2 separate regions of the Homo sapiens genome follow, and region 1 is linked to region 2. A link is an interaction called in ENCODE POLR2A ChIA-PET data of the cell type or tissue named here. Cell type or tissue: PC-9. All regions are shown on one strand. Each heading gives the region's core, and the rest is flanking DNA. Links, peaks and the distances in the headings are about the cores only.

What was found. ChIA-PET counts read pairs that join two places held together with the same protein. Peaks named below come from ENCODE experiments on the same cell type or tissue, not always from the same donor. Only the 100,000 strongest peaks of a DNase experiment are listed, where the experiment ranks them.
Region 1: POLR2A ChIA-PET joins it to region 2 with 5 read pairs; 4 of 35 experiments call an interaction of 5 or more read pairs at or near these places.

Annotation. Positions count from the first base shown.
Region 1 is chr20:10,525,980-10,534,842 of GRCh38, forward strand. The region is part of intron 2 of SLX4IP (SLX4 interacting protein); the gene reads left to right. Among named protein-coding and RNA genes, the nearest start is that of SLX4IP, 95 kb to the left of the region's middle. RefSeq lists a silencer at 1,862-2,156. In PC-9, for the core only: no CTCF peak of the experiment used is centred there; no DNase peak of the experiment used is centred there.
Region 2 is chr20:10,587,800-10,596,662 of GRCh38, forward strand. All of the region lies in intron 4 of SLX4IP (SLX4 interacting protein), which reads left to right. Among named protein-coding and RNA genes, the nearest start is that of MIR6870, 57 kb to the right of the region's middle. RefSeq lists an enhancer at 5,162-5,456. In PC-9, for the core only: no CTCF peak of the experiment used is centred there; no DNase peak of the experiment used is centred there; H3K27ac peaks cover 1,847 bases.

The sequences.
Region 1 (8,863 bases), core at 603-8,602, 62 kb before region 2:
AGCTGAGCAGCAGAAGGGCCCCACTTCTCCATGGAGTCCTCTCCCTGCTCATCACTGGCCTGTCAGCTGATCTCTTTGTTCTAGCCTGCATTTCCGGTCTCACCTTCCCCCATCATACCCTCCTTCCTTCATGCGCACATCACATTGCACTTTCACGCCTCTGCATTTGTTCACACTCTTCCCATAGACTTCAGGGTTCTTCCCCAATATTCTACTTGGTAAAAGCCTAGTCATCAATCTAGATGTCTATTGAGGTGATAAAATTATAGTTGAGAAAGAGAATGGTTCCCACTCTGGAAATCATGCTCTTTCTCAATTATAATTTAGCTCTTGCTCAACTTTGGTTTATCAAAGCATGAAAAGTCAGTTTTTAGGCAGGTGTATGAGAATCATTGGGTTTGGGTTTGTCAGCTGTCATGATCCTTTTTGGGATGAGCTAGAATATAATTCATTAACAAGTAAAATTTAGTAGTGTTTCTGACACGTGCTGGTATTTGTCTGAAATATGTCCTCAAGATTGCCACTCAGGTGTTTTCTCCATCAAATTGTTTTTGAACTGCTGTGTTTTTAGTAGGCTTCTGTATTTGTTTCCTATGGATGACATAACAAATTGCCACAAACCAAGTGGTTTAAAACAACAGAAATCTATTCTCTCCCCTCTCTCTCTCTCTTTAAGAGACAGGGTCTCAGGCTGGGCACGGTGGCTCATGCCTGTAATCCCAGCACTTTGGGAGGCTGAGGTGGGTGGATCACTTGAACTCAGGAATTTGAGACCAGCCTGGGCAATATGGTAAAATCTTGTCTCTACCAAAAATACAAAAAATTAGCTGGGTTTTGTGGCATGTGTCTGTGGTCCCATCTACTTGGGAGGCTGAGATGGGAGGACTGCTTGAGGCTGGGAGGCAGAGGTTGCAGTGAGCCAAGATCGCACCACTGCATTCCAGCCTGAGTGACAGAGACCCCATCCCAAAAAAGAGAGAGACAGGATCTCCTTCTGTTACCCAGATGGGAATGCATTGGCTATTCACAGGTGCAACCAAAGCAAGGTACCCATTGAGATATGTGTTGTATGTTGATAATCAAAAGATATATCATCTTCTGGCTGTAATGATCACATACCATCAGTATTTTGCTGGTTCATTTGTTCACTTAACAGATAAACATGCCATAAACTAGGCCCTATGCTAGGCGCTGGCTCTATAAAAGCTATAAAAACAAAATACTGCCCCTCAAAGAGCTCACAGTTCTGCCAGAAAAGCCAGCTCGCCCATGAGGGTCCTAACTTATTATTTAAATACATCCTTGAATAGCCATAGAAATAAGGAGTTAAAAATACGAAGAACAACTCTGGCAGGAAGGTTAGACACATGTGGAAGGTGCAGAGGGGACTAGTCAGAAGGCATGTTTCATGATTTACCAACTAGAGGTGTTTCAAGCAGGCTTTTGGATGCAAAGTGGCTTTATGATACAAAGATTAAACTCTCTACAGAATCCTCTCAGTGTATTCAATATGAGCCCCTTTACTTCTTTCTGTAAAAATTTACTCCATCCTGTCCCCAAGGAAGATGTTTTTATAAGGTATAAGGGAAATGGAAGGTAGTCTTCAGCCTTTAGAGATGTTTTATTGCTTTCATTTGTTTCAGGGTACTTGACTACACTCAAAATTATTTCTCTGGGGTATTCTTACAAAGCTCTCTTGGATTCATCTAATAAGGAAGAATAATTTGGAATCCAAAATTATCATCTCTGTTAGAGGTTCTAATCCATGGTTTCTTCACAGTGCAGTATGTTTTGGATAAATTGTGATTGCTAATATAGTACCTAAGTTTGTCAGTGATTTCTTTCCAAAAAAAGATTGACGCACATTTAAGATTATTCATTAATATAATTACTCCTTTTCATTTGCATTCCATCCTGCTTTTTCATTTGGGAAAGAAATGTGCAGAGGGACAGCTGGTGCCTCTGTAATTACACATAACCCCCAGCCTGTCTTATCTGTGCACTCCTGGGAGCGGGTCACAAATGTCATCCTCTGTCTTGCGTGTTTCAATTTTTTAAAAAAATGTTGACAGGCCTGGTGGTTCCACCTTTCCTAAGTAATTGATCATTATGGCTGTTGTGTAACCATTTGTCAGGTAAGAGTAGTTTGTTTTATTTTTAACTTTTGCAGTTAATTAAAAAATGGTTTTAAGCTCCTAGAATTTAATTCAAAAGTTTTCTAACTTTGCGCTATTCTTGCAACTTTTCTGAAATTTGAAATTATATGAAAACAAGAAAGCATCAAAGCAATAGGAAAAAACAATGCTTAAATGGACCTTCTGTGGGTCCATTTATCAAACATTAGTTTGATAAATATCATCATTTTTGAAATGTAATTAATTTTCCTGGTAAGGCTGAATCATTCAAATGGGATTTGCACCTTTCACAGTCTTTCATCCTCCTGCCCATTTTCCCTTTCCTTTATCTGATACTCATGAGTAATAACAAAAGCAACAACTAACACTTATGAAGAAGAAAATAATTTTACTTAGGAGTAAAAAGGCTTGTGGAAGTTAAGCTTCACTGGCCTTGCCATATTCTTGGAATTTTCTTTTCTTTTCTTTTTAAAAAAAATTCCTAGGAATGTGTTGTCATTATATCAGACTAGCTCTTTGGAGTAAACCCCAGACCTGTCTCCTTATGTACCAGGCCAACAGAGGAGGGCCTAGACTTGTCAGCCCCAGCCTGAAGACTCAGAAGAGAAAATCTTTGATACCCATGTGAAGATCCACACCCAACCAGAGTGGCTGGCCAGTGTTTGCCCCACTGGTCATATTTCCCTGGGCTCAACATACCTGTGTTGTCACATTAGATGTTTTTGTAATTCGGGATTTTTCTTCTGAACATAGATGCAGACATTTCAGATACCCACAAACTATGTAACCAAACACAGCCTAGCTCAAAGTTGATATTCCCTGAGCTTTCCTTTATGCACGTGACTTAAACACATGACAATATTTGTCTATTATTTTAATCTGTACAAGGAAAGAAAGGTAGTGATACGTCAGTGAATTGTTCAGATGGGTTTCTGTTTCTGTTTGCTTTCCATATTCTCTATTTTTTATAATAATAAATTTAGGATGATGTCTAAAGACTAAAAAGTAGATTCAGATTTTGCTTACTGCTTTAACTTATTTAAAAGTCCTGTTTTTAGGAGGAGTAAGTAGATTGATTTTCCTGTCATGCTAACATGAGACATTTAATTTTTATAATGTAATCTTACGTTCATTAGCCTTGTGGCTAATGATAAAACAAGATAAAATAAATGGCATTTTAAAAGTGATTCTGGACCAGGCGCGGTGGCTCACCCCTGTAATCCTAGCACTTTGGGAGGCCGAGGCGGGTGGATCACTTGAGGTCAGGAGTCTGAAATTAGCCTGGCCAACAGGGTGAAACCGCATCTCTACTAAAAATACAAAAAAATTAGCTGGGCATGGTGGCAGGTGCCTGTAATCTCAGCTACTTGGAAGGCTGAGGCAGGAGAATTGCTTGAACCCAGGAGGTAGAGGTTGCAGTGAGCCGATATTGTACCACTGCACTCCAGTCTGGGTGACCGTGTGAGACTCCATCTCAAAAAAAAAAAAAAAAAAAAAAAATGATTCTGATTACTCACATTCTTCTTCTTCTTTTTTTTTAAATCCTACTTTTGTTAGAATTCCATATCTCTAAGAAAGGAGGAACACCAAAATCATTGAAGGTTCAAGGACCCTCTCCCATAATTGCTATCATAGAAAATGTTCAATTCTAGTCCACCTGAATATAAACCACCTCAAGCCAAAATGAACAGAGTTCTCAGTGCCAGGAGAATTTCATGAGTTTGGGAAGCATTTTGAATCTCTGCCCTCAGTTTGGAAATAGTTTCATTTCTCTGCTAATGAAGAAGTCCAAGACCATATGCAGTCTACAGAGGTTCCATCTATGGAGCAAAAGTTGGGAGCAGACCAGCAGGGTTGGCAGCGTGAAGATTCTAGTTCTCTCTGTTGAAGTCTCAACTGCCGAGCCAGCACTCAGACACAGAGAATGGTGGTTCCCAAAAGTTTTGGGAATCCATATTGTGAACAGGCTGACACTCTGCCTACCTACTGTTTAAGGGAATTTAGACTGTTTTGGGAAACAATCGTGTAAGAAGGCTTGCCTGTGCTGCCTGCCCCAGAGTAAGGCGGTGCAGTCTCAGACGTACTGGTTGGAGATTTGAAGCACAGTAATACACTGGCTGGTCCTTTCATTTGTTGGTTATTCTTTGTGTTTCTGGTATGAGTTTGTACGTTTAGATAATCCAGTGAATCTTTGAGCTTTTTCTTTGTGAGGTCTGTTTACACATTTGGAAATATCAGTGAATATAGTTCCATTGGTGTTTTGCGGCTTTCAGCTTTTGAGTTCCCTCTGAAGCTACTGCCATGACGTTAACCTTTGATGAAGTTAAGAGCATCAGAGGGTAGAAGAAAATGATTACCAGTGGTTAACGATGTCCCGATTTGTTAGGAGTTTGGGAAAAGTGCACATTTCCATGGAGTCTGCGTGCTCACTTGGTGAGAAGCTCCCTGACCACACGTAAATTGAGAAATAGATTGCAAAATCAGTTTTGATTAAAATGGGAATTTGAGCCTGCCACTGAGAAGCAACCATCTTGCTATAAATTATTTATGGCATGAGCATAGGCTTTAGTATAGAGGCTGTAAGCCTTTTTCCATCTTGCTTTAAAAATTGATTTGATTATAAAAAGAAAATTAATTTTGCTATTGAAACAAATCTTTAAAAAGGGATTTTAAAGTGACTCTAAGGTAGAAAAAAAAAATTACCAAGACTCTTCCAAAAAACCAACTTCGTAGCTGGATTCTACAAAAAAAGCATAAATGCTGAACCCTGATTAACACACTTTATCATATTATATACATGAGATATTTCTTACAGAGAGTACCACAGTGGTGTAAGGAGCATATTTTTGTGAAGTCCTCAGCTTTACAAACATATTTAGATTTATTCCTGTGCTAACTAGGTTATATCATATCTCCCAGTTTAGACTGCACATGGATAGTCCACTGAGCAATGTGACATGAAGATGGATGGGCCTAGTAGACAGATACCAGGCCGCTGCCAGGCTTGCAGCATTGACTCCTCTTCTGGGATCATCACATGCCCACTTCTCCCCACCCATCTCAGCTGTTAAGTCTTGCTGTGGGATCAGACCCTCACCCCACCTCCTACCTGCCGTGACTTGACAGGGAAGTTCATTTGGGAGATTAAAAATGTAGATGGACAGATACAGTTTCATGAATGATTGGAAACATGGTATATTCTCTGCTTTCATTGCATAGGGTTTGAGGTATATCTTGTGGACCAACATTATCTATTATATGTCCTCTATGGTCTTATTTGTCTTTGCCTCCTTGATCTGACATGGCCTGAAAGAAGTGAGCTCAGTCTTCTATGACTCTTGTGTTTCTCTTTGCTGTTTTTAAAAATTGTACCTGTTCAATAAATGTTTATTCCTTATTTCCCATGTGCCAGGAATGGTTCTCAGCTGTGGGGACCCAATTTTGAATAAGACCGACAAAGTCCTTGGTCTCATGGAGATGGCATTTCAGTCAGGGGTTAGACAGACACTGCACAAAGAAAGAAACAAGACAATTTCAGATACCGAGACGTGTGACAAAGAAAATAAAAGATGGTAACTTGGTGGCTAGTGACTGGAGGTGGTTCCTGCTTAAATAGGATGGTCAGAGAGACTTGAACTTTCAAGGTGAACTCTGAGTGAAAAGAGAGAGACACCTCCTAGCGTCTGGAGGAAGTGGTTCTAGCAGAGAGAACAGCAGGTACCAAGCCTTTGAGACAGAAGCAAACATGGTGTATCAGAGGAGCAAGTTTTACAGTCTTTTCCCTGCACATGTATGCTGTTGGATTCTCAGGATAGTTTTCATTTCTTTATAGCTTTTATTCTCCATCACTACACATGCCCTGCTTCATCTCCTATAACTCCAGCGTAAGTTTCTGACATCACATCCCTGACATTGGTTTGCAACTGCCAGCAGGAATTTGCCTTTTTCACTGTGGGCCTCATCTGAGTCATCAGCTATCTCGTCATTGACTGGAGTGGTCTCCATAGTTGTGTACATGTGCCAAGATGGGGGCAGAGGTTAAATGATCCACGGTGGTATGGGAAAATATAAGAACTTTCATCTGTATTTAATTTATTGAATTCAAAAGAACTAATCAAAAGATTGATGTCACCACCAAGAAATCATAAGTATGGGAGGGGATGGATATGTTCATTGGCTTGGAATCATTCCACAGTGTATACATACAACATCACATTGTGCCCCATAAATATACACAATTATTTGTCAATTAAAAGAAATTAGTATCCGCACCCTCACTAGGTTGGTGCATCAAAGGGCCCTCTGTCTGGGAAGGTGACATGAAGGAGGGAAAGATCCCTCCTGATGGGAAGGACCTGATTGTAGTACCCTTTCCTGTTGGCTTACCCTTGATTGGGACATAGTGCAGCCACATGCAGCAGGGTGTTGTCATGTGGACGATTTCATAAAAACACAACCCATCTCTAGTCCTCACTTCACCTGAGGCCCCCTGGTGACATATTGTAGTGAAAATAACCAGTGTCTTAAATAGGGGTTCGTATTCTTTTAGTGCCCCTCTCCAAGATGGGTGCATATCCCCAAGCTGAAATTTGGACTATGAGATTTTAATTCATACTGAATAGAAAAGCTGAAGAAAAAAATGGACTTTTATAAGCCACAAGCAATTTTTTTTTTTTTTTGAAATAGAGTCTCACTCTGTCACCCGGGCTGGAGTGCAGTAGCGTGATCTCGGCTCACTGTAACCTCTGCCTCCCGGGTTCAAGCAATTCTCCTGCCTCAGCCTCCCAAGTAACTGAGATTACAGATGTCTGCCACTATGCCCAGCTAATTATTTTTATTTTTAGTACAGATGGGGTTTCACCATGTTGGCTAAGCTGGTCTCAAACTCCTGACCTCGTGATTTGCCTGCCTTGGCCTCCCGAAGTGCTGGGATTGCAGGGGTGAGCCACCACGCCTGGCCCACAAGCAATATTTTTGTGTCAAGAAGGAGAAACTTCAGTATTTCAAAACCTCTTGGGAAAACTCTCATATGAATGAGCCTTGTATTTGTGCAAATAAAACAGAGATCCACTTTGAAATGAAAAGAAGTTTAAGGTAAATCACTCTGGTGGGAAGAAGGTTGTTCAGTGCATGAAAATTTGCAACTCATGTCTTCTCGATGGTCTGATCATCTTATATGAAACATCTCTTTTTTGTTGTTGTTCTTGAAACAGAGTCTTGCTCTGTCGCCCAGGCTGCAGTGCAGTGGCATGATCTTGGCTCACTGTAACCTCCACCTCCTCGGGCTCAAGTGATTCTCCTGCATCAGCCTCTCAAGTAGCTGGGATTACAGGCATGTGCCACCACACCTTTATGTACAAAAATACATAATTTTTGAATTTTTAGTAGAGGCGGGGTTTTACCATGTTGGTGAGGCTGGTCTCAAACTCCTGACCGCAGGTGATCCGCCTGCCTCAGCCTCCCAAAGTGCTGGGATTACAGGTGTGAGCCACCATTCTTGGCCTTTTTTTTTTTTTTTTTTTTGAGGCAGGGTCTGGCTCTGTCACCCAGGCTGAAATGCAATGGCATGATTTTAGCTCACTGCAAGCTCCACCTCCCGAGCTCAAGCCATCCTCCCACCTCAGCCTCCAGAGTAGCTGGGACTATAGGCACATGCCACACTGCCTGACTAATTTTTGTATTTTTGGTAGAGATGGGGCTTTGTCATGTTACCCAGGCTGGTCTTGAACTCCTGGCTTCAAGTGGTCCTCCTGCCTCAGCCTCCCAAAGTGCTAGGATTATAGGTATGAGCCACTGCACCTAGCCATCTCTTATTTTTAAAAAATTTTCACCATTAATTTTGTGTTGTCTGATTTTCACATTGCCCTCCCTTTTTCCTTTGGTTATGAGTTCCCAGATCTTCCTCCAGCCTTTTGCTGGGAGGGAGAGTCTGCATGTGGAGCACAGAGTTTTGTCTCAGCCGAGGCAGGGTGAGGGTGGTGGGTCACTTCTGCCAGAGCCCCCTTGAACCAACTTTGTGCCTTGTGGGTAGGGGTAAACAGGGCAGAAGCCAAGGTTATGAGAGGATTTGTAAGGCCCTGGGCACCATTAGAACTGCACTGGGACCCAGGAAGGAGTGTTGGCCCTGAGTCGGGGAGTGAGCATGTATTCCCTGCCTCCTTCCTTTCTTTCTGCAATATACTTATTGAGCACCTTCTGTGGGCTAGGCATTGGTAAGCATTAGGGTGTCAATCATCAATAACTAAATTGCAGACCTTATTGTCTCTTGGAGGAAGCTGGCAGTCAGATCAATCACACAGAAGCAGGAAAAATTGCAATCTTGAATCATTGTTTCAAAAAGAGGTACATGATGCTGCCTGCAAGATAAAGGGTGAGTTGCCCTGGTCTGGAGCCTTAGAAGGTTTCCGTAAAGAAGGAGCCTCGAGTCAAGCCTGAGCCTAGGGGAAGGTGGGGTAGAAGAAGGAATGGGGAGCTCCTTCCAGCAGAGCCAAGGTCCTTTCTGCTTTGTCCTGCTCCGTGTTCAGCTCCTGGCGCAGGGCTGGCGTCTGGGGTATGCTCAATAAATTAAAAACGAGTGCATGAACAGAGGCCAGCAGGGCTGGAGCAGAGCACAGGGGACAGTGGGTTGGCATGGTGCTGGAGAAGCTGGCAGGGGCCAGACCTCACAGAGGCTTGTAGGTTATCATGTACTTGTAGGAGACCACATAGGTTACCATGAAAGGAGACCA
Region 2 (8,863 bases), core at 405-8,404:
AAAAGAATGAACTTGGATCTTTATCTTATACCATACACAAAAATTAAAATATATTAAAGTCTTAAATGTGAGACCTGAAACCATAAAACTTCTAGTAGAAGAAGTTGGGAAATGGCTCCTTGACATTGGTCCTGACAATGATTTTTTTGGATGTGACCCCAAAAGACAGGTAACAAAAGCAACTATATCAAACTAAAAACTTCTGTGCAGCAAAGGAAACAATCAACAAAATGAAAAGGTAACCTATAGAATGGAATAAATATTTTCAAGCCCATATATCTAATAAGGGATTAATATCCAAAATATATAAGGAACTCATACAACTCAATAGCAAAGAAAAAAAAGGAAAAGGAAGAAAGAAAACAACTAAATTAAATACCCCAATTAAAAATGGGGAAGGACCTAAGTAGATATTTTCCCAAAGAAAACATATAATTGTAAACAGGTATATGGAAAGGTGCTTAACGTTATTTACCATCAGGAAATGCACGTTATGACCACAGTGAGATGTCATCTCATACCTGTTAGAATGGCTGTTATAAAAAGAGATAATAAGTATTGGTGAAGGTGTGGAGAAAAGGGAACCCTTGCATGCTTTTGATGGGAGTGTAAATTAGTACAGCCATTATGGAAAACAGTATGGAGATTCTTCAGAAAAGTAGAAACAGAACTACCATATGATCCAGCAGTCTCACGTCTGGGTATATATACAAAGGAAATGAAACTAGCATCTTTAAAAATGTGCTGTATGTATACAATGGAACATTACTCAGCCATAAAAAAAGAAGGAAATCCTACTATTTGTGTCAGCACTGATGAACCTGGAGTGCATTATGCTACATGAAGTAAGCCAGACATAGACAAATACTGTGTGATCTCACTTGTATGTAGAATCTAAAAAAGCCTAATTCATAAAAGCAGAGAGTAGAATGATGATTGCCAGAGGCAGGGGTAGGGACAGAGTCTGGCTAGGGGAAGGGGTCAATGAGGGAAGGAAGGGGAGATTTGGTCAAAGGACACAAACTATCAGTTATAAGGTGAATAAGTTCTGGGGAATCTAATGTACACTGTGGTGACTGTAGTTAATAATCATTGCATACTTGAAATTTGGTAAGAGAGATCTTTAAATGTTCTCACTGCAAGAAAAAGAGAGATAACTATATGAGGTGATAGTTGTATTAATTAGCCTGATTGTGGTAATCATTTCACAATAGATACATATATCAAATCATCATGTTCTATACCTTAAATGTATACAACTTTTATTTATCAATTATACCCCAATAAAGGTGGGGAAAAAAGATTTAATAGGCATTTCAGCTGACAACATATAGAAGTCAGTTACAACAGCAGGCAGTTTAAAAATGTAGTTTTTAGGAGATAACATTTACATGACAACACTAAAAAAACTTTATTGGAAGGTATTAAATAAGTTATTAAAAATAATTAGGAGATTTACCATGTCAAATGTATGGGAAGTGTCATTATCATAAAGATGTTTATTTTCTCCAAATTGATCTATAAATTCAAGGTCTTTCTGATCCAACCCTGAAAGGGCTTTTCATGCAACTGGACAAGCTAATAAAAGGATAAAAGGCCAAGAATAACTTCAAGTACTCCTGATGAAGAAGAAAAATAATGTTGGGAGTCAGGAAAGGAAATTGCCCTACTAGATTAAGATTTATTATAAATAAAGCTCAGGTAATTAACATAGTGTTAACTGACTGATGATAAGCTAGTGGAATAAAGTGAGTCAGAAAGAGAGGTCTGTGTATGACAGACCTGGCAACCAGGGATCAGTGGGGATCTTCTGTTGAATACTCAATTTATTATTCATTTGGGAAAGAATAAAAACGGATTTCTAAATGGTATCATACACAAAGTCAATGTTCATAGTACTGAGGTTTTTAAAAATCACGTTATAAAACAACATTCATCATATGATTTCGTTTTTGTAGAAAGAAATAAGAGTATATGTGATTATATATTTTGAGAAAAGACCTAGAAGATATCAAAAGTCGAAAGTGACAAAGGGTCTCTGGGTGGTCGGATTGTTGAAGATTCATTTCTCTTTACACCTTTTTTTGTCTAGATTTTTAAAAATACATTGAGTCTATGTTACTTTTAATTAGGAAAAAAATTTTTTTTACTTTGAATTTTTTTTAACTATTCTTTTAGATTAAATTTAGCATTATTTTTCGCAGCTTCCAAACTGCCTCCTCCCCTTACACACATAAAAAATAACAGTTTCATTGTGATATTTGACTGGAATTGTCTGGTACACAATAGGCACTCGGTACATATTTGTTAAACAAATAAATATGGGAACAATTCACATCTTTATGATGGTTAGCCCTTCCAGTTGAGAACATGGTATATTAATCTTTTTAAGACCTTTTCCTAATTAATTATGAAAACTTTGTAATTTTTTAATGCAGATCCCACACATTTATACAATTAATGATTTCTAAAATTATATCATCTTTTCATTTTCCCCCATATTGAGTCAAACCCTTGAGTATCATTTTATTTTATTTTATTTATGTATGTATTTATTTATTTTTTTAATTTTATTTTTAGAGACAGAGTCTTGCTCTGTCACCCAGGCTGGAGTGCAGTGGCGCGATCTCGGCTCACTGCAACCTCTGCCTCCCGGGTTCTAGCAATTCTCCTGCCTCAGCCTCCGGAGTAGCTGGGATTACAGGCGCACACTGCCACACCCGGCTAATTTTTTGTATTTTAGTAGAGATGGGGTTTCGCTGTGTTGCTCAGGCTGGTCTCAAACTCTTGAGCTTAGGCATTCCACTCGCCTCAGCCTCTCAAAGTGCTAGAATTACAGGCATGAGCCACCGCACCCGGCTGAGTATCTTTAATGTCAGACCTAAGAGTCAGAAAGATGATTTTAACGTAGAAAAACATGCCCTGTTTAGTAAGGTTAAGGACCTGGGTTTATTTAGCTTAGAATAAATGACTAAATTGAAACTGAATACCTATCTTCAAGCATTTGGTAGTGGCCAGCTTTCCTTTAGCTCTGCCGAAGACACACAAAAAAGAAATTCAACTGAAGTGTGAAGAATTTAAGTTAGAGATTGCAAACTGACAATATAAAGCTACGTTGGCTCTCAGAGACATATTATTTGGACCACACAATATATTTTAAAAGTTTGAATTGTTTGCAAAGTTAAAATTTGAAGAGATTTCACATAAAAACTTGGATTTCCAGCTTTTCTGGTACCCCTGTGCCCTAGTTTCCGATGAGTTTGAAAATCACTGCTGTCCCCTTTAAACAAGCCCTGAGCTCTCTCCAGTTTTCCAGTCAGAACCCAACCCTTTTCCTGTTACCTGTCTTACCCCTCAGGCATTAAGTTTGCAATCTCAGTTCATATAAAGGACAGATAAAGTGGCACATAGGTAGGTATAGCATCTTCTCACTCAGCATTTTGGTGTTGTTTTTAAAAGATGGTTTTAATGTGGTCCTGGCTGACAAACAGGAAATGAACTAGGAGACTTCCAAGGTTGTTTCTTGTCCTTTGGGTCCATGGTCCTGTTAGAATAGTCCAGTGGTTCATGAACTCTCTTTCTCATTGCACATGATCTAGAATCTCAGAGTTGAAATGGATTCCCTGCAAGACAGGGAGGCCACAGAGGATATGCTTCATCTGGTGTTCCTCTGTATGCACAGGAAATTTGAAATCCATTGCAGAGGGGCCTGCTTGAACAGCTAATAGTTCAAACAAGCAGCTACCTCATTTAGAAGGCTTATTAAACATCTCTGTTTCTTTTGTGTATAGTTATTTAAAGATGAGTGAAGGGTTTTAAAGAGAACTTTGAGTTTTATAAGTACACAGTATTATATTATTCTTATCATTATGCATGGCCTGGCAGAGTTATGATTGTGGGAACCATAGTTTTGAATATCATTTCATCTATGCTTGCGTGTTATCCAAACACAGTTTTCATATTTAATGTTAAGGGCCTTTTTTTAAATAAACAAAAAAGTGGGAAAGCAACATGGGGAAGAAATCTGAAGTGATCATTTCTCAATTTGTTTTATTCTAATTTTTGTCTGCTCTGAAAAGCCTTCTTATTCCATGTGAACAATCTCTGATGGGTCCCACAGAAAATGAAATTTGTGGCACATGTGCCCTCTGGCATTACCTACAAAGTCAAAAGGGTGACAGGCAGAAAATGGGTGTTTTTTTCTAAATAAATTTGGCTCCGAAGAATTATTTTATAAATAATGATTTTATTCATGAAACATTTCATGCTCCATTTGTTTTGGCATCAAATAGACATAGCTTTATTGTGACTCAGAGTCTAGTACTGTCCTTATTTAGGGACATGAAATGTTATCTCAAGGGAACCTTTTTGGAATCTCTAAATGTCTTGGGTAATAAGTGAAATTTTTAGCCTAGGATCAAATATTCCACTTACCCACCAAATTTGTTTCCCAGTTGTGGTCTTAGACTAGGATCCCGTATGTATATTCCTAAACTTGGGACAGGACTCTTGGTTTTCAGTTCCCACAGAACAACCCCTTTCTCCAACCCCCCCCCATCACCAGCAATAGAGGAGGTCACACTTGGACCCATAACATGTTTCCAAAGGCCCCATCAAGGCTTTTTCATAGGCCCCATCTCATACTTAGTCTCTTTTCATGTTTGAAGTGACAGCATCAAACTCATGATTTCCCTACCCTTTCTACCCTAGGCCTTTTGATAAGGACAAGGTGCAACTTTCTGAGTGACACAGTTTGGGATGTAATGAGTTACAACTTCATTTTTCCTTAATGAAATAGCTTGAAAGCACACGTATTCTTCATCTTTTTTTTTTTTTTTTTTTTTTTTTTTTTTGAGATGGAGTCTCACTCTGTTGCCCAGGCCGGAGTGCAGTGCCATGATCTCGGCTCACTGCAACCTCTGCCTCCTGGGTTCAAACGATTCTCTTGCCTCAGCCTCCCAAGTAACTGGGACTACAGGTGCGTGCCACCACGCCTGGCTAATTTTTTTATTTTAGTAGAGACAGGGTTTCACCATGTGAGCCAGGATGGTCTCGATCTCCTGACCTCGTGATCTGCCCACCTTGGCCTCCCAAAGTGCTGGGATTACAGGCGTGAGCCACTGTGCCTAGCCTCTTCATCTTTTAAGTATATTATATGTTCCTAGTCTAGTCTAATACCCAAGATACTGTCAGTACTCAGTTGGTATCAGCCTCTTTCTTCCTGTTCTCTTATTAAATCACAACCAAGCTTGAGAACTGACTCATGACTTCAGACTGGAAACAGTCACATGTCTGAACTGGCGTGCAATGCAGAGCTGCTTCCGGGTTAGCACATAGTAATCTGATTATGACAAAGTGCCCTTTCTTAAAGCAAATATCAGACCACTATCCAACCTACCTAAGTAAGCTTATCTTCACCAAAATTTTAACTATCTACAAATCCATAATTTTATTTCTTTGAAATTATCATTAGGACCAAATTTTCAGGTCATCTGTATGCCAGTCTTTGAATTGTCATTATAGCTTTAGTTTGAACCTGTAATTTCCTACAGCAGTTAAAGGAGAAGTCAAAATTAATAAATGGCTGGCATTTTAAAAGAGCATACAGGTTGAAATTTTGTGTTTAGGCAACTGAGGTTAAAAAAAAAAGCTTAGCTGGGTGCAGTGGCTCACACCTGTAATCTCAGCATTTTGGGAGGTCCAGGCAGCAGGATCGCTTGAGCCCAGGAGTTCAAGACTAACCTTGGCAACATAGGGGGACCATGTCTCTAAAAATAATTTTAAAACTTAGATGAGTGTGGTAGCATGCACCTGTGGTCCCAGCTACTCAGGAGGTTGAAGTGAGAGAATCATCTGAGCCCAGGAGGTTGAGGCTGCAGTGAATTGTGATTGTGCCACTGCACTCCAGCCTGGGCAACACAGCAAGACCCTGTCAAAAAAAAAATTCAAATGTAGAATGGGGTTGTTCTATAACACAACTAGCCTGATCTCTTTAAAAGTTCAGAGTTCTTTTTTTAAAAGGTAAAGGGAGATTATTTTAGATTAAAAGAGATATAAGCAAATACATCTCTTAAAATCCATGATCTTTGGTTGGATCCGATTCAAAGGAAAATCAGATCAGTGATACACATTTTGGGACAATGGAGAAATTTGAATATAGGCTGATTATTTGATCGGTAATGTCATACTCAGTTGTAATAATAGTGTCGTGGTGATGAAGGAGAATTTCCTTATTGCTCAAGAGCTGTGCTCACATGTTTAGGAGTAAGGTTTCATGATGTCCACTTCGAAGCAGTTTAGAAAATATGTGTATGAAATACGGCAAAATATTAACTGTTATTGAATCTAGATGGTGGGTTTTGGGATGTTCATGACATTATTTTTCTACTTTTCTGAATGTTTGAAATGTTTCAGACTGTGTGAGTGATGATAATAATGGAGTCATCTCAGGGAGAGAAGTACTGAGGGGCATCGTAGGTCTTCCTGAGCCTGCCTTGTAGTTTGGGAGAAGGCTTTGCTGGAAGAGAGCCACACAGGTGGTGGGTGGGGTCCACAATGAAGTGGAATTCACCTGCCCGGAGGTCCTGATGGCTCACCAAGCCACACAGAGGCATTTTCCCAGGCTCGTCCATGAATGGTCTCGTAATAGCTGTGGGAGAGGACTTCCCACTGTTACGCACCAGACCACAGACTCCCGTTGGCAGCTGTGGGGAAGCTCAAGTCGCCTTAGCTATGAATCCCCTGGAAAACAAGTGAGGCTGGATAGTTTTACAGTAAAATCTCTCATTGAATATTTGCTCTCAGTGTCTTGGGACTGTGAACTGTGACAACCCAAATAAATGACCACTCCCTTAAAACCATTACTCATTGGAACATGGTACTACTTGAAACTAATCTACTGCCTTGCTAAGCCAGGATGGAATTTGTTCAATTCATATTTGAGTTTTTTTGTCGTAATTTTTGCCTTTCTGTTTATGAAGACTGCAAATTTCTAGTAGAGCCATTTTGGAGCAGCTTATTTTAGACAGAATATGAAATAAAATAGTAGGAGGACTGTGGTTTGTCCTTTCTTTCTCTCATATGCATTACTGACCACCTCTCCATTTTTTTTAAAGAGACTCAATAGTTTTTGATGAACAACTTAGGTAAGCCAGAAGAAAGTTAGTGTGGTAACAAGTAATCATTTGAGGCTTCATGCTTTGGAGGTTGTTTGTAGAAGGATAAGGAGAAGTGCAACAGCTTTTTACGACATACAGAGAGCAAATGGTGGCACAAGAACTGGAGATTTTTTGGGCTGCTTGGAGGCCAGGGGAGAAGATGGGATCTTGCTGATACTAGATGATTGTGTTACATTAAGCAATTCAAAAATATCAATTGTTTCTGGAAATGCACATACCTGCAGACGCCTGGTGGTAAGATGTTTCTATTGCAAAGCTTTTTCTCCCTCTAATCCAAATCCCTTCTTGTGTCTAAAGACAGTCTTCTCAGATTTAGGAGCACCACAGTCGCCAGCAAGGAAACAGGCATACTGAAATGTGATTTGCAAGTGCCTCATAATATTAATACCATCATCCAGTAGTTTTCAGATGAAAAGATGATCACTTTATGATTTCCATTTGCTCTGCTGACTCAGGTTTTCTGCATTTAAAACACCAGCATAGCGAGCTGGGAGCTGGTGCCCCAAGTAGGAAAAGCAAAAGGACTTTTGGATCCTTTGCCAAATTGCTGTTTAGCTTTAGAGAGTAGTGGAGCTTTGCTTTAGCCCTGGGTAAGTACAAAATCTCAGTGGCCTCCTGAACTCTGTGAAGTTGATTTCATTAAAAGCAAAGATAAGAATGTAGTCTTTATCATTGCCTTTTGTCTATGAATAAATGAAATACATCTTTCTAAGCATTTCAGTGCAGTATGTTTCAAGCAGCAATAATTTTCTCTGTTTATAGATCAAATTTAGTTTGCCATAAGAACTGGCATAGTACCTTTTGTGTTTAATCTCTCCTCAAGTTTCTCTTTAAACAAAGTTTCATATGACCAGTCGAATTTGGATTAAGCAGGTGCAAATCTTTTTTACATGTTAAACTTGCTATTTCTCTTGTAGGTGCCATTTGGGCAGGTTTTCCATTGAAACCACTAATAACAAGATGCTATTTAGAAATGATTCCTTTTAACTTAATTCTGTCCTGGGGTGGGAGGTGTAGGGGTCAAGGTTTCAATAAACTCATTTCTCCTACTAATTTCAGTAACAAATCACTTGAAATCTGCCTTATACTGCTTTCTTTTTCTATAGGGGAAGGTGTCATATTGAGACTTGATTGTTCAGCAGTCCAGATAGGATTTAGCTGTCACTCAAGTAGTATCTTCAGATACCAGGCTTCCTGGACTCAAAACTGTAGCTTTCATGGTCAACTTCAGATTTTGCCCCTTCCTGATAATAACGTTTTTTTTTAAGATGGGGTCTTGCTTTGTCGCCCAGCCTGGAGTACAGTGGTGATCATAGCTCACTGCAGCCTTGAAGCCCTGAGCTCAAGCAATCCTCCTGCCTCAGCCACCTGAGCAGCTGGGACTACAGGCGTGTACCACCATGCCCAGCTAATGTTTTTTTGTATTTTTTTTAAGGAGACGGGGTCTCAGTATGTTTCCCAGGCTGGTCTCGAGCTCCTGGCCTCAAGCAATCCTCCCACTTTGGCCCCTCAAAGTACTGAGGTTACAGGCATGAGCACCACACTGGGCCTGATAATAACATTTTATTGCTAAAGATTTTGCATAGGAAGAAGATTTTTGAAATTTCGAACATGCCTCCTGAATCTTAATCACTTAGAGCTATATATCAGCAAAGGTAGAATAACAGATATTATACTTTTTTTTT